2 separate regions of the Mus musculus genome follow, and region 1 is linked to region 2. The links are chromatin loops, found by intact Hi-C in ENCODE. Cell type or tissue: left cerebral cortex. All regions are shown on one strand. Each heading gives the region's core, and the rest is flanking DNA. Links, peaks and the distances in the headings are about the cores only. Region 1 holds the start of Csrnp2 (cysteine-serine-rich nuclear protein 2). Region 2 overlaps C330013E15Rik (RIKEN cDNA C330013E15 gene).

What was found. Peaks named below come from ENCODE experiments on the same cell type or tissue, not always from the same donor. Only the 100,000 strongest peaks of a DNase experiment are listed, where the experiment ranks them.
Region 1: it touches region 2 in a loop (4-fold over the local background); 4 of 42 quality-filtered maps call a loop at or near these places.

Annotation. Positions count from the first base shown.
Region 1 is chr15:100,493,788-100,496,695 of GRCm38, reverse strand. It overlaps Csrnp2 (cysteine-serine-rich nuclear protein 2), which reads left to right and starts at 1,457. Exons shown (of 5, transcript NM_153407.2): 1 at 1,457-1,662. In left cerebral cortex, for the core only: a CTCF peak has its summit at 1,500; DNase peaks (open chromatin) are centred at 1,382 and 1,936; H3K4me3 peaks cover 1,728 bases; H3K27ac peaks cover 1,676 bases.
Region 2 is chr15:100,612,191-100,615,098 of GRCm38, reverse strand. C330013E15Rik (RIKEN cDNA C330013E15 gene) reads left to right here. Exons shown (of 2, transcript NR_045701.1): 1 at 1-315; 2 at 409-959. Among named protein-coding and RNA genes, the nearest start is that of C330013E15Rik, 1.5 kb to the left of the region's middle. In left cerebral cortex, for the core only: CTCF peaks have their summits at 1,292 (motif pointing right), 2,237 (motif pointing left) and 2,460 (motif pointing right); a DNase peak (open chromatin) is centred at 1,312; H3K4me3 peaks cover 1,316 bases; H3K27ac peaks cover 898 bases.

The sequences.
Region 1 (2,908 bases), core at 98-2,597, 120 kb after region 2:
GTCGCGCTGGCTTTATATTTTCCTGGTCATATGCAAAAATGTACTGGGATTTAGAACTTATGGCGCTTTTTTCATGAAAAGATTTGAATAGCACACACACACACACACACACACACACACACACCCTACATAAAGTTTAATCCTGTCGTGCATCCACCTAGCCAATAAATACTCACTGTGCTCCTAAATGTCAAATAACCAGATTTTAAAAACCTGGTATTGAGAATACAATAAATAAACAACTCTTCAATTCAAGTTCCATGGAATCCAGTCAAGACAGAAGACTAAAAAACAACAAATACAAGTGGTAGTGATGCCAAGGAAATAAAGAGACCAAAAGAAGCAGTTATTTCAAATCATGGCTCTCATTCCAGTACTTAAGAAGCTAAAGCAGGCTTTTAAAATGGGAGGCAGGCAGATCTTGGGGTTCAAGGCCAGCCTGGTCTACAGAGGGAGTTCCAGGACAGCCAACGCCACAGAGAAACCCTGTCTCAAATAAACAAATTCAAAACCATCTTGAGCTAAAAAGACCCTGTTCAAAACCAAACGGTGTGTGTGTGTGTGTGTGTGTGTGTGTGTGTGTATGTGTGTGTGTGTGTAATGTATTACCTCTCTAATATGAAGACCTGAATAGTTACTAACTGAACCAACGTATGGCTGGTTGGCATAAGATTGTAAAGGTAAGCCGGGCGTGGTGGCACACGCCTTTAATCCCAGCACTTGGGAGGCAGAGGCAGGCAGATTTCTGAGTTTGAGGCCAGCCTTGTCTACAAAGTGAGTTCCAGGACAGCCAGAGCTATAACTTTTTGGTCCATATTTTGCCCACTTTAAAGATGAACTGCAAAACTGTGATTATCAGAGACAATAATTAAAAAAAGAAAAGAAAAGAAAAATTTAAGAATGTGAAGAAATCAGCCCGTATAGTGGCGCACGCCGTTATCCAGCATTCAGGACGCAGAGGCAGGTGGATCTCTTCAGTTCGAGGCCAGCCTGGAATAGTGTGAGTTCCAGGGCAGCCAGAGCCATGTAGAGAGACCCCGTTTGGGGTGGGAAAAATGTTGAAATCGATCCATCATATAAATAGATAGGTCATTGCTCATAATTTCTCTTATAAATTAGGCCAGCTGCAGCAAGTCATATGGGACAACCCCGTGAGAATCACGTTCCCCAGGCATGGGGTGAGGTTCTGGTGCGAGGAAGTGTAGCCGAGGATCCGCAGCCTCCCGCTTCAAGGCGGGCAACTGCCCTACAGGCGCTCTCCGGGGTCCGCCGCGAATGTTCCAGGGTGGGCGAGGGCTTTTGGGCACTGGCCGCCTCCAACTCCCGGCATGCCTTGGGTGTGGGCCAAGTGTAGACTCCATTTCCCAGGCTGCCCCGGGCCTCGGCCGCGACGCGCCGGCGCCTATAAGAGGCAGAGCGCTGCAGCCGGAGCCTATTGTTAGCCGGAGCCGGGACGGTTCTGGTCTTCGCTGCCCGGGGAGCCAGAGTGCAGAGCCGCCCGACCCCCGCCGCCTGCCGGCCGGCCCACACACCCTGCAGCCCCGAGAGCCACGCGACGGGCCTGGGAGCCGGCACGCCTCGGTCTCCCCTCCTTGCACACGGGCTGAGTAGGCAGCGGGGGCGGCGGAGACCGTGACGGGAGAAGCGGCTGCGGCGGGGCCGGTAATGGGCCTGGGGTGCGGGGAGGAGGGGTCCGCCTCGTCCTTGCCTGGCAGCAGTTCTCGGGCAGCCGTGGAGCAGCGCTCCGGCGCCGAGCTGTGCGGACTAAGGAGGCGGGGGGCGGGGAGCCGAGGCGCCTCTGGGAAGAGGCGTGAGAGCTAGGGGCGCCGGGGACGCGGGTCGGGCTGCAGGCTAGCTCGAGGGATGGATGGGCGGCTTGGAAGCCGGCTGGATTGCGGCTGACGGCTGAGTTCGGAATGGAGTGGGCAGTGATGTAGGATGGAGGGAAGTGAAGGAAGGGGAGGGGGCCTGGAGGAAAATGTGGGAGGAGTGGTTGGGAATTTGTGAGTAGCAGGCAGGAGGATGTGGAAGGCTGTGGGGACTGCAGAAGATGGAAATGAGCGGGAAGGTTAGCGGGAATCCATGGGTTGAGAGCGGAAGGGTTCTTCAGCGGTGCTGAGGGGAACTGGTGACTTGGCATGTCCCTTCTGCTCTGATTCCCGATGTCTCCCATTTTTTCTGGCGTTGTGTGCAAAAATGAGAGCATCACTTGTCCCGGGTGCTAGCTTGATCCTTTTCGCAGGCCTAAACACGCAGCCGCCTGCCATCCATCCTTTGAGTGCTATGGTCTTGATTCACCCTTTTAGAAGGGTTGAGAGTGACAGTGTGACACAGAAACCATTCTTCAGTATGAAAGGTTAGAAGTTATCCCCAAGAGATGACACTGTTCCCCGTGTCCTCCAGTTTTCGTGGTTAGAACCCCAGCCGATTCACATTCTCCTTTTCTTTGGTGGCTTTAAATTTTACAGATATCCAAAACCAGGGTGTTGGTGTGTGGGAGAGTTATAAATGGCGATATCCTTCCGAGGAGAGTTAATGCGGCATCATGTTCCAGGTCTCTCACAAAGCTCTGTGTCTTCTAGGATGTGGCTTTAATGTAGGAAGCCGAATTCTAACCTAAACGGGGACAACCTGGGGAGTAGAGGAGGGAAGGGGCCTTCTTTAAATACCTAGCTTAAGGAGGAGGTTTACACCGAGTGTCTTCCCACTTCCACGATCTTGGGGATCGCAAGGACACGTAGAGCCATAAGATAGTATTTGCGAATCACCCACAGTATCTTAGAAAGGGGGAACAAGGTAGGGCATCGTACTCAAGTGTTACAGTGTTGCGGTATAACAGGAGCCTCGCTGCCCCAGAGTGTCTGGTAGTCTTCACAGTCCTATAAGAGGTTCCTTGACCTTTGGCAGA
Region 2 (2,908 bases), core at 300-2,799:
TCTCAGGGCGACTTCCTCACTGTGAGTCGCCTCTGCTCACCAAATTCAGGTGTGAACACAGGCTGTCACGACTCCACAGTGCCTGCGAGACGCAGCCCAGACCTCAGACCTTAGCCTGTCCGCCGTTCTGGTCCTTCCAGGCCTCTTGTTGAGGGCCCAGCGCCTGGCTTCGTGCTCGGAGATGGACCGTGTCCCCGCGCCCCGCCCCCTGTCCTGAGATAGACCGTGCCCCAGCACAAGCTGAGGGGACGCAGCCAGCACCTGCACCCTGGCCTGGCACGTCCTACGGGGACCTGAAAACTCCCTACAGATGTTGTGAGTGGTTTAGCCCGCGCTCAGTTGTCCAGAAGAGTAGCGACGACGTCTCTTAGGACAGTGATCACATTTTTTCCCGTTTCCTCGTTCCAGAATATCTGCTGAGCAACCGAACGCGCTCTCATAGATGCACAGAGGAACCGACCGCCGCAGCTGTCTGCAGAAGTTCGTGTTGTGCGTGGTCAAGTAGATGGGCAGGCTTTGGAGGGAGAGGTCCTTGGTGAACGGACTCCTGATTCGTCCGACACCGAAGGCCTTGCTTGTGTGTCAGGTGTCTATTTAACAGTTTGCGTGGCGTCCTGTAAATGCAGTTTCGTCCAGTCGGCAAGCACAGCAGCCTGAGAGGCTGATCTAGTTCAGCCTGGGGACCTGCGCATGAGTGTCATGGGTTCACGCCGACACACATATAAAAATAAACATTCGAGAAGAAAAGAAAAACTGATCTAAAGGACAGGTTACAGACTTGAGTTTTGTGTTCGGCCTCCCAGGTTCCGGGTCAGTATTTCCATTTTGGTTTCCTGTCAGCACACAGAGCATCCCCTAACTAGGCTGCGCTAACTAAAGGATGTTAGGGAACTCTCTTGGGTATTTTTTAAGTTCCCATTAAGTATTTATATTAATTTGATTTGGATTAAATCAGTATCATAAAGACTGTGGTATTTACATTTCCTTGACTAAAGCAAAGTATCCATAGACATATGAAATAAAAACAATAGTAGCAACAACATAAATTTAAAAAGTCAGATGCTGCTATGGGGTAACCATTCCAAGGACCACTGTCTTATGAAGAAAAGGTTAATTCAATATCCAGGCCCTCCTAGGGCTGACTCCTGAACGTGATAGCTGCTCTCGGCTTGGTCGATCGCTCCTATGCTAGGTGCCTGATACTTTGCTTAATATCCTGAACCCAAGGCCTGGGGATGCAGGAGCACCCCGCGGGAAATGGGGAGCTGCAGGCCGCTGCTGTTTCCACCAGGTGGAGCTAAGTAGCAGCTGGCTCCAGTCCCGGACAGCAGGGCGCATCGGTGTTTGTTCACTTAGCAAACACGCTTTCTTACAGGAATGTAGCAACTACTTAATGAATGCCCACTGTGTCAGGCCCCATCTTAGGTGCTAGAGAAACAACTGCGACGAGGCGGGCAGAGTCTTCCACCATTTTGAAACTAACAGCCTAGAAAAGCCACTGTAATCGTAGTGCGGCCTTTAGAGACAACGAGTACACCTGCGATGCCAGGAAGCGCACATAGATGAGGGCCTACTATCTTCTCCTTAAGGGACGGTTTCCCGGGGGAAATGATGCCTGAGACGAAATTTGAGGAGTGCATAGCCACTAAACAAGTGAAGAAGATCCCCGGCGAAAAGGAAGACATCACTCATACCATAGCGCTCAGAGAGTGCGGCCAGATCACAGAAGGCAGGACTGGTGGGAGATGAAGCTGAAGAGGAAGCAGGAGCCAGGCAGTGCTGAGCCCAGGGCAGAGCCTGGGTGGAAACACGCCTTCTGTCCGGAGGACCCTGACTTGCCACTGAAGAGTTTTAAGTAGAAAAGTCACATGGTCATGTGGGTCTTTTTTAAAGAAAAAAACAAAACATAAAACATTTTATAATTACATTTTGAGTATTCGTGTTTGTGTATGCACCTGTGTTTGTGGGTGCTGCTGTACCTCAGCAGGTAAAATACAAACCATGAAAGCCAGATCACCTGAGGACAGTCCCCAGAACCCATAGTGGAAGGAGAAACCAACTTCTGAAAGTTGCCCTCTGTCCTCCACAAGTGCCTACACACACAGACATAAATTAGCAATACTAAATTTAAATTTAAAAATAAGTTAATAGGGGCTGGAGAGATGGCTCACAGGTTAAGGGCACTGACTGCTCTTCCAAAGGTCCTGAGTTTAAATCCCAGCAACCACATGGTGGCTCACAACCATCTGTAACAAGATCTGATGCCCTCTTCTGGAGTGTCTGAAGACAGCTACAGTGTACTTACATATAATAAATAAATAAATAAATAAATCTTTAAAAAAAATAAATAATAAATTTAAATTTAAAAATAAGCTTTAAGGAAGAGATTGGGGAGATGGCTCACTGGTAAAACATTGGCTCTACAACCAATAAGAACCTGAGCCTGGGCACCCAGCACCCAGCACCCAGCAGAGGGCAGCAGCTAGGGAGGCAGACACAGGCGGCCCTTAGATGCAGGTGGTTCCAGGTTCAATAACAGCCTCCTGATATATATAAGAATATAGCTGTAGGAACTTGGAAGGCTGAAGCAGGAGAACCTTGGTCTCAGGAGTTAAAGACCAGTCCAAACAACATAAGACTCTACTTCCAAAAGAATAATACACACGGCAGAAAGGATTCCATTTCATAAAACATAGAAATTAAAATCTAATGTAGAGTGACCTAAATGTGAATTAATGGCCAGCTGTGAGGGCAGAAGAGAAAGGAAAGGAGTTTAGAAGGAGATTTAGAAAACTTGCATCTGGAAGCTGACAGCGCGAATTTTGAAGAAAAAACAAAACAAAACAAAACAAAAAAACCCTTACCCAGGGCAGGAAAAGACAAAGAATTTATTGAAATACAGGACAAG